Regions from separate parts of the Homo sapiens genome. Here region 2 is linked to region 1. Evidence: read pairs that join two places in POLR2A ChIA-PET (ENCODE). Cell type or tissue: IMR-90. All regions are shown on one strand. Each heading gives the region's core, and the rest is flanking DNA. Links, peaks and the distances in the headings are about the cores only. Region 1 overlaps CORO1C (coronin 1C). Region 2 overlaps LOC105369969 (a long non-coding RNA gene).

Region 1 (8,336 bases), core at 46-8,045:
AGGCGTGAAATAAACACAAACACCATTTTGTAATCAATGATTTTTATCTCTGAAAATGGAAGCAAGTGTTTTGACAGAACACTATGGCCACTCTATAAGAGCCGACCTAGGAGTAATTCACTGTCCTCTTCTGGGATGTCATGGCTTAAAAAAAAAAAAAAAAAAAGACAAAACAGGAAAATAATCCACAATGCTTTGGGCGCCTACTCTGAGCTTGGCTGGGCATCCATTCATTAAATAAGTCATAAGCTACAAACTAAGATCAGGGTAACTTTCCCTTGCCCTCCTGCTTCTCTTTGAACCACATGCCCTACGGTGTTTCACCACCATCAACAACTTTACTTCATTAATTCGATATCAGAACCTTAAAACACTACTGAATCTTAGACAAAAGGTCCTCAGCAGATTACATTGATAAAGAAACAAATACAGATTTGAATATAAGTCATTGCCATTATTGTTTTCTTTACATCTCATGATCCACTTCAATATTAAACACATACATACACACACACAAAACCACATCAAACATTCAGATGCCCTGAAATTGTGGAGACAGCACTCCCAGTATTGGCTGGATAAGAACATGGTCCTTTTTCTACACGGACATTACTCCAAGTTCGGCTGTCACCACACTCTGCCCTCACCCTGGCTCCCTGCATACAGACGTTTCCAGCCAGTCCCATGCCCACACCAGCACGAGCATGTGCAAGAATTCCCTTCGTGGTCCCAATGGCACTACACATTTCACGTTCAATCACAGACAGCCCTTCCAAAACAGAGGCTCCTTAAATCTTGTTTCCCAAGCATGCACTATAAGAAACTGGAAACGGGGCAAAGTTCCAGCTAACCGAGGAATGAACAGGTGACCAGAGCTCAGTCTCTGGCCCCCTCCGAGTCCGGGGAGCCTCTGTGCTTTGACGCAGCCTTGGTGAGAGATGGAGAGGCAGGGCAGGTTAGTTGTGCGGAGGGACATGTTTGTATGCATTAAAGCTACAGCAGAGGTCTGTGCTCCTGTTTCTGCTTCACTCTCTATCATTCTCCTCAGTCTCAATACTCATTCAATCGCACCCTCTGGCCTTGTCTTAGCTTAATGTGGTTAGAGCTAAAAGGCAGGAAGGAAAGAAGGAATGGCTGGGGGAGCCCTGAGAGAGGTCGCAGCACATGTGAGGAAGAGGGTAGAGCAGGAGCTTTGTTGGTGGAAGGAGAGCCACTTCCTCCTCCAACACAGCATGGGGACAGCACAGGGAAACAGGATCACCCAGGGCAAATACCCCTCTCCACATGCCCACATTTTTAGTCCCCACCACTGTACTCAAGAGCTGGGCAAGCTGCTGAAAAGGGCAAGAAGGAACACTCAGCAGTACACGTCTTCCTGTCCTGGGCACCCTTGTCAAGTATTGACCAAAACCTGAAACATGATGTTTAAAGTGATGAATGCAATATGATCCTAGGTGTGTAACAAACTGCAGAAACACATGCTAGTTTGGGTTAGATTATAATCATCTGAAGCACAGGATAACCGAGAAGCAAAATTCCATTCTGGTACAAACACCCAATTTCTAGAAAAGAGAAAGGAAAAGAAGAAATACGACGTGAGCTTTTTTGATCAGAAGACTCCATGAAATGAGAGCGGTGGTAATATGAATCCACGTGATTTTTCAAGTCTTCCTGTTGTACAGTCATCAAAATGACCAGGTTTGTGCTGCAAAGGAGCCAGCACCATGTGGCTACTGCTTTGATTGTTCTCAGATGAATGTTTATACAAAATAATATCTTATCTTCATTTAGTTTATAAACATACACAGTGCTGTCCCTTTCAAATTAAGGAAAAAAAACCACACACACAAATACTGCAAAGTAGCAAAATACAAAGGAAAACAAAGCTACTTTTGGTTTTGGCAACATTAAAAAAGAAAGAAATATAAAAAGCAATGTGGCATTGGTCCCTATTCATTAAAAAAAAAAGGGTACTTGGGCACGACACAATCAGAATTAGTTTGTTTTCTAAAATTCAGAGTATCTGGGATTTTAAAAGTAGCACTTTTTAAAAAGTTCAACAAGTCACATAACACTTAAAACATCAAAAAAGCTTTCTGATAAAAAGCTCAGCTTTTAAATCACGTTTTGTTTCTGCAAATTTGGGAGACAAATTGAGTTCTTACTGGAATGTGGCCTATCGCTGGTTGACAAATCTGAAATGGAATGTCTCCAAATGGCAGTGCCTCCCTTTCCGCCCTCCCTAGGACCACACCAATAACCAGCTCCCAAGCACAAGTTCTTGCTCCCATTTTTTCTGTAGGGGTGGGGGTGGGACCTTCAGGCTGCTATCTTTGCCATCTGCTGTTCTAACTTGGAAATACGCTCATCTTGATTGCAGATTGTGTCTTTTATAGATTTGATCTCTTTTAAAATCTCATCCAACTTGGCTTCATTTTGCTAAGAAAACAAAAAAAGGAGGCAGTGATTAAAATGCAGTAAACAAAGTTCAACACTGTTCAAAACTTGTAAGATATAAAATGTAGTTTTCTATTTTGCAAACGGCAAGCCATAGTCACCAAGTTGAAAAGAGAAGTCAAAGCCCTACTATGTCTGGGGCTTTGAATGCAATGAGCACTGGCCGATCTATCTGAGATCCCGTGGCAAAACAACAGTGTGTCACAGTGTCACAGTGCCACTTCTGATCCCGAAGCCTGTGCATTTACTCAAACAAAGGGTCTCCTGGGTCACAGTTAGACTATAGGACAAAACAGGCTCCTTCAACAGTGTCCTACGTCCTAACCACCCCAATCATTCCATCAAGAGTAACTTCTATCTGACCAGAGAGAGGGGTGACTCTCCCAGAGGCTACAGAGCTCCTGCCATCTGTGAGGCTCCTTCTTGGGAGGGAAACCCTTGCCCTGTGTGTCCACTCCTTCTCTCTTACCCAGGACCTGCTCTCCCGGCAACAGCAGCACTCTCCAGTGGCCGCAGCGAGTCAAAGGCAGGCTTGATTCCCAATTCCCCACCCAAAGGGCTCTTGCCTAAATCCCCCTTGTTGCCAGCCCCACACCGCCAGATCCTTCTGTCGTAGCCACTCAGCTACATCTGAACACGTGCCACTCCCTCCTTCCAGGGACCTCCTCTCCCTGGTGCCTATGACCCCACACTCCCATGATATTTTATTTCTACCCAAATCAGAGAAGGGTTTAACTAGTTTGGCAAAAGACAGGAAAAACCCAAGAGGCTCCTGTTCACACTGAGAGATAGGAGGAAACTGATACCTATCCCAATCATGGTGGTCTGTGGCCACACTTGGCTCCTTTAATGGGGCTAAAGGAGCTTTAACTCCGTTAAAGGAGGCAAGTGTTGCCACAAACCACCACCATCACGTGACCGAGGACCTTCTCCCACTTTTTCATTTACTGAAAACCCCTGAGCACCCAGCTGGGACAGTACTCGCCGACGCCCTGGACCACAAGGGCTTTCTAGAGGATAAAGCCTGAACCAGCCAAGCACCCCTGCACTCCACTGGTCCTCACCACACTGGCCGTGTCTGTGGTTTTCTTGGGGATGCTGATCAGGTCGCACTTCTTGTTTGCAGTGGGCTTGCTATCCAGAATGTTCTTCTTGACCACCTTGAGATCCCTGTTTTTGCCTGGAATGTACCCGTGCTTCAAGGAGATGAGGATTGGGTCTGCATTCTTGCCTTCGAACCACTCTTCTGCCTCCAGCGCGGCCTCTGGCCCCGCTGTGTCAGGATACAGGTCATCTTGGAAAAGGTCAGACTACAAGAGACATTTGGCACCCGTGGGTAAGGAAGAAGAAAGGCCTGGGATTTTTGAATTTTATTTTTACATTTGTTTAAAATATGGATTGTCTAGAAAACTCAGCACTCACCTTCCTGGGAACAGTCATAATAATAGGTTCACACTTTCTCTCATGAAGTTTGAAGAATCTTCAGAGGGGAAATAAAGGCAAAGTTGCATTAAGTGAAATATGAGGCTGACTAACAGGATGAATAATTAGTTTTCTACAATGCTGTCTGAAATGTCAAGTGCTTCTTTACCCATCCCCACATCTGATCCACCCCGGGAATAGGCAGAATTTAGTGTTCCCGGTTGACAGATGAGAGAACGGAAGCTGAGAGTCACTATGCTAGGAACTGGCAGACTGGAGACAAGAACCATGAGTAGAGGTCTACGTATGATGATGACAAATGCCAATTATCTGGGGGACAGACCAACTGTGGTGGAAATAATAGCAACACTGAAACTGACTCACTTATGAAAAAATTACCATGTCAACCTACAGGAGAGAACACACATCTGTTAGATTGTATCTACAACGCGGGTACAAGGTCTTCTGCCAGCTTGAGGTGGTTGAACATATAAGTATAAATATGACTTTTAGAAAGCAAAAGAAAACAATCCTAGGATTATGATTTTCTCATCCTAGCAAACCACATCGTACATGACACTCAAGAAAAATGTGAAACTATCCAAAATGTGGAAAGAGAATGTAAAGCCACTTGCACTGTAATACTGGAAGAAGGGAGCAAAGAGCTCTGTAATGGGGAAGAAAGGTATAACATTTTTATTTGTATCCTACAAGAGAACTAAACAGACCAGAAATGACTTCTCTTATGATGACCCTGATAAGGTCAAGCCAATTTTCTTTTTCAGTCAAGACGGGAAACAACAAAAAAAGTCTCTAAAGCTCCTGGCAAGAGAGGTAGCCTTAGTGAGCATCCTGGCCAGATCACCAGATCAAACGGCTGGTGTGCAAGGGGGGAGTTGAATGTGGGCGTCAATGCTGCTGGGGAAATGTTTTCTGAATTCCAAGAGTTTAAGTCAGAGAAGACACAGCCACATCAAATATGCAAAACCATTTCTCCTGGAAACCTGCAGCCTTTGGCATCTGAAACTGGGCAGGAGTCCATTGAAGACAACCTGGCAGATACACTGCTCTAACGCATCAGGGGAACAAAAGCTGAGTAGAGCTCAGGGTGGTAAAGGTTTATAAAATCATCATCCTCTTTAAAAGGAAGGTTGTGTCAAATGTGCCTCTTTACTATTTCAACCAAAAACTAAAAGAGTCCCAGATAAACCAAAAACCTTTTTTTTTTTTTTTTTTTTTTTTTTGGGACTGGGTCTTGCTCCATCGCCCAGGCTGGAGTGCAGTGGCACAAGCTCATTGAGGTCTTGACCTCCTGGGCTCAAGCCAAATCCTCAGCCTCTGGAATAACTGGGACCACAGGTACGTACTACCACACCTGGCTAATTTTTTTAATGTTTTGTAGAGACAGGGTCTCACTAGATTGTCCATACTGCTCTTGAACTCCCAGGCTCAAGTGATCCTCCCACCTTGGCCTCCCAAAGTGTTGGGATTACAGGGTGAACCACCACTCCTGGCCCAAAAACATTTTTAAAGACTGATTTAATGAAAATTCTGTGGTTAGTATAGCCAATAAAAAGACTGACTTGGCTTTGACTTCCAGCTCTACTACCAAAACCCACGAGAGTGTGACAACCTCACCAAGCCTTAAGTTCTTCATCCATAAAATGGGGATAAAAGTTACACCTACCACATATGATTGTTATGAAAAGAAAGAGGTAGCAAGTAGCATATTTAGCACAGTCCTGGCATACAATAAATGCTCAAGAAACACTTCATAAATCGGAGACATTCTGAACAACTGTGTTTATAGTCTGTCGAACTTTTAGATGACAACAAATGTGTTTCAAAATATTGGATGTAATCATAAATTTGAATTCAGTCTATTTTGAACCATATTTTGATTAGTTTGGTTTAAACCACAATTTTCAATTATCTTTAACAGCTTTCCTTCATTATTCCAACTAAAAAAAAAAAATCACATAGAGAGTTTTGGTTTGTTTGTTTTTGTTTGTTTGAGACGGAGTCTCGCTGTGTTGCCCAGGCTGGAGTGCAGTGGCACCATCTCGGCTCACTCCGCCTCCTGGGTTCAAGTGATTCTCCTGACTCTGCCTCCCAATTAGCTGGGATTACAGGCACCCACGACCACACATAGCAAATTTTTTATTTTTAGTAGAGATTAATATAAAAAAGGGGCTTATAAAAATTCTCTTCCTTTTATTTGGAAGACGTAAGTATCAATTCTTTAATTGTGAGACCAGAACAGCAAGCGTTTTAAAAGTCCACATAAACACAGTGTTACACAAATGTTTGGTACGACCTTATATGTGATGATGTAGTGCTAATTATTCTGTTGTTTGAAATGGCCAGTGGTCACTGAGTCTCAGAGGATATATTTGTTGACTAGCATGAGAAAAAAGCCTGTCCCTTAGGAAGCCTGCTAGCATTTAGAATATGAATTTTCTAAAAATCAGAAGTAGTACAGAGAGGTAGAAATTATATCATAGCTGAACTTCCTAAATCAAGCTAACCTACCGCCCCATTATAGGACCTTTGGTTTCTCTATTTTAGGACCAGTGGGGCCCCAAATACAGTTTTGACTCTGGTTCTTCCACTCATAGGGTAGGAAAACCACCCACTTTTCCATCCCCGAGCCAGGCTCTCCCTACTTGCCCACCAGGGAACGCTGACCATGGCCTCAGCTTGAAGATTAAAGATGCATGTTTCACTATTTCAGTAGGTGTGCAATACACCCCAGCTATGCTGCTTCATTGTTGCACTTCAGTTATATGGGCAGGAAATGAGGTATTAATTCCACAGTACACACAAGGATAGAAAGACTTGGGCTTCATAGAATTTCTTGTAGCTGTATTGCTCTGGTATCACCAGGCATTCAGGTGATGATAAAAAGTGAGATGTGCCGGGTGTGGTGGTGGGCGCCTGTAATCCCAGCTACTTGGAAGGCTAAGGCAGGAGAATTGCTTGAACCAGGGAGGCGGAGGTTGCAGTGAGCTGAGATCACACCACTGCACTCCTGCCTGGGCAACAGAGCCAGACTCCGTCTCAAAAAAAAAAAAGTGAGATTTTTTTCTTTTCTTTTTTTTTTTTTTTTGAGATTTTTTTCTAATGAAGAAACTCAGTTTTAGTGATATCCTTAGAAAGTGCCATCTCATGGCAATGTGTACAATTCTACTACTTTCTTGCTCAGAATGGTCAGATATTTTTGAGATCTGAAGTATATGCTAGTCCAAGTACAAATAATTGTCACACAGTTACACCAACCTAGAATACTTGACAATCTCGATTCTTTACCTGGCAATCTCACATTTGTTAACATCAAGTCCCCTCTTGGGCATGTAACCCATCCCTCTCTGAGGCTCCTTGCTGCTGAATGTGTTGAGGTAGTGGACGTACGGGGATTCATCCGTGATCTCAAAATAGCGAATACTGCTGTCACCCTGTAAGAAACCAGAGACAAGTCTGTGTCTGATTGTTAACTGAAACATCTGGATTATGGGGGTGTCTCTCTCCTCTACAAACCCAGCAGTAGTTGGGACCCCGCTTCAGTAGCTGACCTTTTCTTCCTCATAAAGAGGCTTGCCTAAAGCATATAAAAGTTTCTTTTCCTCACAAAGTAACCCCTTACTTATCAAATGCTAGCATGCCTTTTAAGTGGTCTCCTCAGCCTCCTGGCTCCTGGCTCTAATTTTACTCCCCTGAGCCTAGGCACCAGGCCAGGGTTAGGGCAAAAATGTTAATGCCTCTGCCAAACAGCTACATTGCAATTCAACTGTGAAAAACAAACAAACAAACAAAGACTAAGAGGACTGCTGAGAATGCAATTATTGATTTAAGTATTCATTTACTGGCATAACGCAATGCTGTTATGCCAGTATGATGATAAAAAGTGAGATTTTTCTAATGAAGAAACTCAGTTTTAGTGAGTATCCTCAGAAAGTGCCATCTCATGGCAATGTGTACAATTCTACTACTTTCTTGCTTAGAATAGTCAGATATCTTTGAGTACTGAAGCATATGTTAGTCTAAGTACAAATAATTGTCACACAGTTACACCAACCTGAACAATGACGGCAATCTTGTCTGGCAGAGAGGAGATATACATATATGTAAGAAAGAAGAAGGCAAAAATAGCTAGGTGGTATCATGCCTCAACAGTGCTCCCAGTTCTCATGATTTCCATTTGTCTCAATGACTGAGATATCTAAAGCAATGGAAAAGAAGCTAAACCCTTACTAGTCATTTCTGCATGCCCAAAAGAATTTTCCATCTCATGTTACTAATATCTGAGTAACTGCTCATTTTGTTTGTTTTAATTCAGTCAAGGGCAACAACAGCAAGGTAAATGCACTTAACACCTGTTAACATCTGCAGTAAAATGGCTTTCAAGGAAACAGACAAGATCTCCATTTCTAAAACAATGACCTATAAAAATGTAAAGC
Region 2 (8,336 bases), core at 194-8,193, 100 kb after region 1:
AGCTGTAGCCCCAGCTACTTGGGAGGCTGAGGTGGGAGGATTGCTTGAGCCTGGGAGGTTGAGGCTGCAGTGAGTCGTGATCGTGCCACCATACTCCAGCCTGGGTGACAGATCAAGACCTTGTCTCAAAAAAAAAAACAAAAAAACAAAAAAAAACACCACAAACTTTGGGCTTATGCAAATATGGAGGTTGAGAAGTGCCACAATCTGCCATCTGCAAACTGGAGACTCAGAGAGGCCAGTGGTGTAGTTTAGAGGCCTGAGAACCAGAGGCCCGATGGTGGACATTCCAGTCCAGGTCTGAAGGCCTGAGATGCTGGAGCTCCGAGGGCAGGAGAAGACTGACGTCCCAGCTCAAACAGGCAGAGGGAGAGCGCATCCAACCTTTCTCAGCCTTTTTATTCTCAGGCCCTCAATGGATTGGATGATCCATATTGGAGAAGGCCACCTGCTTTACTCAGTCCACCGATTCAAATGTTAATCTCTTCTGAACACACTTTCCCAAGCATACCAGAAATAGTGTTTAATTAGATATGTGGGCATCCTGTGGCCCAGTTACATTGACACATAAAATTAACCACCACTGGCCTGGTACAGTGGCTCACGCCTGTAATCCCAGCACTTTGGGAAGCCAAGGTGGGTGGATCACCTGAGGTCAGGAGTTCAAGACCAGCCTGGCCACATGATGAAACCCCATCTCTACTAAAAATACAAAAATTAGCCGGGTGTGGTAGCACCCGCTTATAGTCCCAGTTACTCAGGAGGCTGAGGCAGGAGAATCATTTGAACCCAGGAGATGGAGGTTGCAGTGACCTGAGATTGCACCACTGCACTCTAGTCTGGGTGACAGAGGGAGACTCCGTCTCAAAAAAAAAAAAAATTAACCATCATAATGGGTAAGTTTATTTTTCATATCTTCCATTCTGTATTTTCTAATTTTTCTGCAAAGTACATTCAGTCATTGGAAATCAGAAAAGTTATTGTCTTTTTTGTTTTTAAATTTTTTTGTTGGTTTGAGACAGAGACTCACTCTGTCACCCAGGCTGGAGTGCAGTGGCATGATCTCGGCTCACTGCAACCTCTGCTTCCCGGGTTCAAGCAATTTTCCTGCCTCAGCCTCTCAAGCAGCTGGGACTACAGGCGTGTGACACCATGGCCAGCTAATTTTTGTATTTCTAGCGAAGATGGAGGGTTTTGCCAGTTTTGCCATGTTGGCCAGGCTGGTCTCAAACTCCTGACCTCCCGCCTCAGCCTCCCAAAGTGCTGGGATTACAAGCATGAGCCACCATGCCTGGTCAAGTTATATCTTTTTTAAGAGAGGAAGGAATTCTGTAAATTCAAGGTACTGTATCAAGATCCTGAGCCTAATGTCACCCTTTGACAAGCTCAGTAGAACTCCAGCTGGAAAAATTTCTAGATAATGCTCTCATGCAGATTTTTCAAAACTTAAGTATGAATCTTGGCACAAAATGTGCTCGCTCATCCACATAAATCTCATTACTGAGGCAATAAACCTTGCAATTGCTTGTGCTGTCTGCAACGGCAAGAGCTGCAGTATCCAAAGCCCAGCCTGGCCAAACTCCCCTCACAAATCAGATATTCAACCTCACAGGAAAAGAGAATCACTGTTAATTAATAACAACAAAGGATTAGGCCAGTGGTTCTGAACCCGGGACAACTCTACTCCCCTCCTCCCCCCAGGGGACATTTGGCAGTGTCTGGAGACAGTATTTGGTTGTCGTTGACTAGGAGGTGCTCCTGGCATCCAGTGGATAGATCCCAGGAATGCTGCTGAACATCTTACAATGCATGGGACAGTCCCCACCCCGCCCCACAGCAAAGAAGTATTAGTCCCCAAATGTCAATAGGAGTACGGTTGAGAAACCCTGGCTCTTCAGACATATGGAGCCTTATTAGATCTTCCTGGGCTAAGAGCTTTACAGGAAAGATCTCATTTAATCCTCACAGCAATCCTAGGTATAGGGCCTATTATCATGCCCATTTTACAGAAAAGGAAACTGAGGCTAAGAATCACATACCATTTCTAGGCCGGGCACGGTGACTCATGCCTGTAATCCCAGCACTTTGGGAGGCCAAGGCAGGTGGATCACCTGAGGTCGGGAGTTTGAGACCAGCCTGGCCAACATGGAGAAACCCTGTCTCTACTGAAAATACAAAAATTATCTGGGTGTGGTGGTGGGCACCTGTAATCCCAACTACTTAGGAGGCTGAGGCAGGAGAATTTCTTGAACTCAGGAGGCAGAGGTTGCAGTAAACTGAGATCGCGCCACTGTACTCCAGTGTGGGTGACAGAGCAAGACTCCGTCCCAAAAAAAAAAAAAAAAAAAAAAATCATGTGGTATTTCTGACTTCAGCGTTTGTACTCTGCTCTCCTCCATGCCCAAATTGTTGAGTTATTGCTCTGTTGTTGTTTTGAGGTAAGGTCTCAGTCTGTTACCCAGCCTGGAGTGGAGTGGAGTGGTGCAATCAAGGCTCACTGCAGCTTCAAACTCATAGGCTCAAGCAATCCTCTTGCCTCAGCCTCCTGAGTAGCTTGGAGTACACAACCACATGCCACCACACCTGGTGAATTTTTGTATTTTTTGTAGAGATGGAGGTCTACGCTGTGTTGGCCAGGCTGGTCTCAAACTCCTAAGCTCAAGCAATCCTCCCACCTCGGCCTCTCAAAGTGCTGGGATTACAGGCATAAGCCACCAGACCTGGCCTGTTGTTTTTAATTATGGAAATTTTCAGGTATAAACAAAAGTAGAGAAACCAATTGAACAACCCTGCATGGTCCCTCTACCCAGCTTCAGAGCTTCAGGCAGAACCTCAAGCACAACATGCTTCCCTGCAATCAAGAATCCCTCAACAAGCCAAGATGAATCACACCAGGCCTGGGCCCTTGGGAACACATGAGTTCCTCCTTCAGGTCGCTGGAAACGCGTTCCCTCTTCCTTTACAGGTTTTGATCATATCCCCCATCAGCTGTTGCCTTTCCCAGCAGAAAAGTTAGACGTAAGATCATCTGTTCTCTCCCTACTTTAAGTGTCACCTCCTTTTCTGAGAGGTGAGAAAATAGTTTTCTCCCTAAGGAAAGCTGAGATGGGGAGAACATATGCTCAGAAACAGATAATCTTGCCACCAAAATTGTTAGTAGCAGGGAGGAGCTAGTATTTGCAACGTGGGGTGCAAAGCAGCTCCCTCCATGTCTGCCTGCATACATAAATCCTTATGAGAATAGGTGGCAATTTCTTTTATTCAAACAAATGCTCTCTAGTTTCTGCTTTGTGCGAAGCTCAACTGTGCTCAATCCTGAATACAGATGACAGGCAAAACAGTCAGCTGGCTTCTTTCAAATGAAGTCAGGCCTTCATGAGGGATGGAGAAACTGGGCTTGCATCCCAGATAGGGGCTTCTGTTAATCCCTATTAATGTTGGAACTGAATTGCATGTGCTGGGAAGCAGCAGAAGGGATTGCTGTGAACATGAACTTTGGAATTAGACAGCTCTGGGTTCCAAGTCCAGCTCTCCCACTAATTAGCTGTGTGACCCTGGGTAAGTCATTCAACCTCTCTGAACCACATGTCCTTGCCTGGAAAGTGAGGACTGTTCATGCAACATGTTGGAGCCCCTATTATGTTCCAATTAATGTTTGCTATTATTTTTATTTTATTTTACTTTTTTAAGATGGAGTCTCGATCTGCATCCAGGCTGGAGTACAGTGGCATGATCTCGGCTCACTGCAACCTCTACCTCCTGGGTTCGAGTGATTCTCATGACTCAGCCTCCTGAGTAGCTGGGATTACAGGCGTGCACCACCACACCTGGCTAATTTTTTTTTTTTTTTTTTTTTTTTTTTTTGAGCTGGAGTTTCACTCTTGTTGCCCGGGCTGGAGTGCAATGGCATGATCTCGGCTCACTGCAACCTCCGCCTCCTGGGTTCAAGTGATTCTCCTGACTCAGCCTCCCGAGTAGCTGAGATTACAGGTGCCTGCCACCACGCTAGGCTAATTTTTGTATTTTTAGTAGAGACAGGGTTTCACCATGTTGGCCAGGCTGGTCTCGAAATTCTGAACCCAGGTGATCCACCTGCCTTGGCCTCCCAAAGTGCTGGGATCACAGGTGTGAGACACCATGCCTGTGCCTGGCTAATTTTTGTATTTTTAGTTGAAACGAGATTTCGCCACGTTGACCAGCTGGTCTGGAACTCTTGACCCTCAAGTGATCCTCCCACCTTGGCCTCCCAAAGTGCTGGGATTACAGGCATGAGCCACCGTGCCCAGCCAAATGTTTGCTAATATTTTTATGACTACTCAGAACCCTACCATTTTTCATTTGTTCTTCCCAAAATCTCTGCCTGGGACACTGTGGTCGATTGCAAAAATAGCCACAAATTATTCTCCTGTATGGGGCCCTGTGGTGTTGCCTTCTACCCTGACTCTGGCCTTGACCATGGACCATACCTTGGCTAAAGAGATATCAGTGAATGTGAAACAAACAGGGGCTTAAAAAGAGCTTGCATATGGAGCTTGCCATCTCTTGCTACACTTGAATCCCAGCCACCAATTGAAGAAGCTCAGGCTCTTCTGCTGGAGGATGAGAGTCCCAATGCCCAGGCATACCCCATCACTCCAGCCCACAGCTGTCAACCACCAGATATGTGAGGGAGGCCACCCTAGACCACCCAGACATGAGCTGACGTTCCAGCTGACACACTCACAGCCAAGCCAGACCCCAGAATGGTGAGCTACATAAATGCTATTGTTTTAAGCCACAAACACCTGGGGATGGTTTGTTAGACAGCAATAGATAATGAATACAAATACGTAATCTTCCCACTTTAGGGATGAAGAAACTGAGGCTCAAAGAGGCTTGGCCAAGACCACAGAGCCAGCACTCAATGTCATTCCCTCTACCATGCAGCGGGCTCCCCTCTGCCATCTCCAGCCGCCTGAAGCAGGGCCCAGCATGAATGAGACAGCTGGCAGAGTGAGAGCTGTGCTCACCACCTCAGCTCAGTGGCCCCCTGGGGGACCTGGGCCGTGACCTTGGCCTCATTACTGCATCGGACCTGTAATCAGATGCTTAGAAGGTCTGCAGAGATCCACCCAGCCTGGATCATGGGGTAGAGACCCGCACGGCAAGCTGGAAGATGTAGCCTCTTTGAAATCACACCATTCACTGGGGGACTCTCAAGGGTTCATCACACTCCACTGGGTCCTGGCCATCTGCTCTGTCCATTTGATGGACAAATGGACAGCAAAGAGGGCTAGGGATGTATGACCTTTCTAAAATATGTATGAATAAAAAAACACTTTCTTTAGACAAGACAGAATAAGAATAGCGAAAAATACCCAGCAGCTCCCTTTACCGAGCATGCCCTGCATTGGAGACACTTAGGTCACCACTGTACACCCATTGTCCTTTTTATCCTCCCCCCAAACCCCACTGGGTGGAATATAAAGCTGCAGAGACAGCCAGGCACAGTGGCTCACACCTGTAATCCCAGCACTTTGGGAGGCTGAGGCGGGCGGATCACCTGAGTTCAGGAGTTTGAAACCAGCCTGCCAACCATATTGAAACCCCATCTCTACTAAAAATAAAAAACAATTAGTTGGGTGTGGTGGTACACGCCTGTAATCCCAGCCATTCTGGAGGGTGAGGCACGAGAATTGCTTGAACCTGGGAGGCGGAGGTTGCAGTAAATCAAGATCGCGCCACTGCACTCTAGTCTGGGAGACAGAGCAAGACTCTCTCTCTCAAAAAAATAAAAAATAAAAAATAAATAAAGCCTCCGAGTTAAAAGTGAAGAGCACTGATTGAGAACTCAGGCTGCCTGGGTTTAAATCCTGGCTCGGCTATTTACCAGCAAGTGATTTGACTTCCCTGTGTCACATCTTTCTCATCTGTAAAATGGGGATATAACAATAGCACCTAGTTCATGGGGCTGTTATGAAGAGTAAGGAAGCTAGTGAATGTGAATTACTTGCCGGGTGCGGTGGCTCACGCCTGTAATCCCAGCACTTTGGGAGGCTAAGGCGGGCGGATCACCTGAGGTTGGGAGTTTGAGACCAGCCTGACCAAAATGGAGAAACCCCATCTCTACTAAAAATACAGAATTAGCCGGGTGTGGTGGCGCATGTCTGTAATCCCAGCTACTCAGGAGGCTGAGGCAGGAGAATCACTTGAACCCGGGAGGCAGAGGTTGCAGTGAGCCGAGATTGTGCCATTGCACTCCAGCCTGGGCAACAAGAGCAAAACTCTGTCTCAAAAAAAAAAAAAAAAGTGAATTACTTAAAACAAGATCTGGCACACAGCTGACCCTCAGTGGATGCTAGCTGTCATCATTAACATGATTTTACAGATGAGGAAACTGAGGCTCAAATGGGTGACTTCATTGATAAATTTCACTTAGCTAAGTCAGTGGTAGAGCTGAATTTTGCACCCTGGTCTGACAGATACTTTTTTTTTTTTTAAAGAGATGGGGTCTCACTATGTTGCCCAGGCTATAGTGCAGTGGCTATTCCCAGGTACAATCACAGTGCACAGCAGCCTCAAACTCCTGGGCTCAAGCAACTTTCCTGCCTCACCCTCCTCAGTAGCTGGGACTACAGGTGTCTACCACTGCACCTGTCTCATTTGGTCTGACAGGCTCTTTATTTTATTTTGTTTTTATTTTTTCGAGGTGGGATCTCACTGTGCTGCACAGGCTGGTCTCAAACTCCCGGCCTCAAGCAATCCTCCCACCTCGGCCTCCCCAAGTGTTGGATTACAGGCATGAGCCACTGCTTCTGGCCTGGTCTAATAGACTCTTAATTACAACCCCATGGCCTCTGGAAGTTCCAGGACTATCTGTCCACAGCACAGGATCCTGTCTCTGCAGGCCAGAGTTCCTGCACTAAAGTCAAATGAGGATTTCCTCTTTAAGGTCCTGGCTATACAAATGGATTGCAGTCTGATTTCTCAGAAATCACATCCAGGCCTTAAAACCCATGTAAAGGGCTGGGCATGGTGGCTCATGCCTGTAATACCAGCACTTTGGGAGGCCGAGGCAGGCAGATCATGAGGTCAGGAGATTGAGACCATTCTGGCCAACATGGTGAAACCCCATCTCTACTAAAAATACAAAAATTAGCCGGGTGTGGTGGTGGGCGCCTGTAGTCCCAGCTACTCAGGAGGCTGAGGCAGGAGAATCACTTGAACTCGGGAGACAGAGGTTGCAGTGAGCCAAGATCTCACCACTGCACTCCATCCTGGTGACAGAGTGAGACTCTGTCTCAAAACAAAAAAAGCCTATGTAAAGACTTTTGCTACAACATTTATCACACTGTGTTGCAATTATTTGCTCTTCTGATCCTCTTTCCTACTAATACGAATGCTACCTGTGTGCTAAGCGTCCGTATATATACATTGCCCCATCTAATCTGCATAAACACCCAGCAAGGTATATTGATTAGACCTATTCTACAGATCAAGAAACTGAGGCTCAGAGTGGTGAAGGCATTTGATCCCCAGAATGCAGTTGAAGTTCAGAGATGGGTCTAATTTTGTCACGAGCCCATCCAGCACACCACGGGACATTTTCCTGCTAACAATAATAAACTCAGCAGTTGTTAAACACATGCCACGTGCTAGGCCAGGTACTAAGTGTTTCACATGCATAGCTCATGTTTCCTCAAAACATCCCAAATAGATAGAGACAATTATTCTCTCCTTTTAAAAGAGGCTGGGCATGGTGGCTTGTACCTGTAATCCCAGCACTTTGAGAGGCCAAGGCAGGAGGATTGTGTGAGCTCAGGAGTTCAAGACCAGCCTGGGTAACATAGCAAGACCTTGTCTCTATTAAAAATTTTAAAATTAAAAAAAATAGTTGAGTGTGTTGGTACATGCCTATAGTCTCAGCTACTTGGGAGGCTGAGGCAGGAGGATCACTTGAACTGGAGAGATGAAGGCTGCAGTGAGCTGTGATTGCACTACTGCCCTTCAGCCTAGGCAACAGAATGAGATCCTGTCTCAAAACAACAACAACAACACAACCCCCGCCAACACATACACACACACACACACACACACACACACACACACACACACACACACACACACAGATAAAACTGGTTGGGCACAGTGGCTCTTGTGTAGTCCCAGCACTTTGGGAGGCCAAGGCAGGCAGATTGCTTGAGCTCTGGAGTTCAAGACTTGCCTGGGTAACATGGCAGGAACTCATCTTTACAAAAAAAAATACAAAAATTAGCCGGGCATGGTGGTGTGAGCCTGTGGTCCCAGCTACATGGAAGGCTGAGGTGGGAGGATCACCTGAGTTCGGGAGGTCGAGG

The links. ChIA-PET counts read pairs that join two places held together with the same protein. Peaks named below come from ENCODE experiments on the same cell type or tissue, not always from the same donor. Only the 100,000 strongest peaks of a DNase experiment are listed, where the experiment ranks them.
Region 2: POLR2A ChIA-PET joins it to region 1 with 10 read pairs; 5 of 35 experiments call an interaction of 5 or more read pairs at or near these places.

Annotation. Positions count from the first base shown.
Region 1 is chr12:108,645,084-108,653,419 of GRCh38, forward strand. It overlaps CORO1C (coronin 1C), which reads right to left. Exons shown (of 11, transcript NM_014325.4): 8 at 7,189-7,334; 9 at 3,880-3,937; 10 at 3,522-3,767; 11 at 26-2,439. The coding sequence ends at 2,320. LOC105369968 (a long non-coding RNA gene) reads left to right here. Exons shown (of 3, transcript XR_007063449.1): 3 at 1-1,582. Among named protein-coding and RNA genes, the nearest start is that of MIR4496, 13 kb to the left of the region's middle. In IMR-90, for the core only: no CTCF peak of the experiment used is centred there; DNase peaks (open chromatin) are centred at 1,688, 4,228 and 4,838; H3K27ac peaks cover 2,284 bases.
Region 2 is chr12:108,749,141-108,757,476 of GRCh38, forward strand. LOC105369969 (a long non-coding RNA gene) reads left to right here. Exons shown (of 3, transcript XR_945328.4): 3 at 4,848-5,012. Among named protein-coding and RNA genes, the nearest start is that of CORO1C, 22 kb to the left of the region's middle. In IMR-90, for the core only: no CTCF peak of the experiment used is centred there; no DNase peak of the experiment used is centred there; H3K27ac peaks cover 249 bases.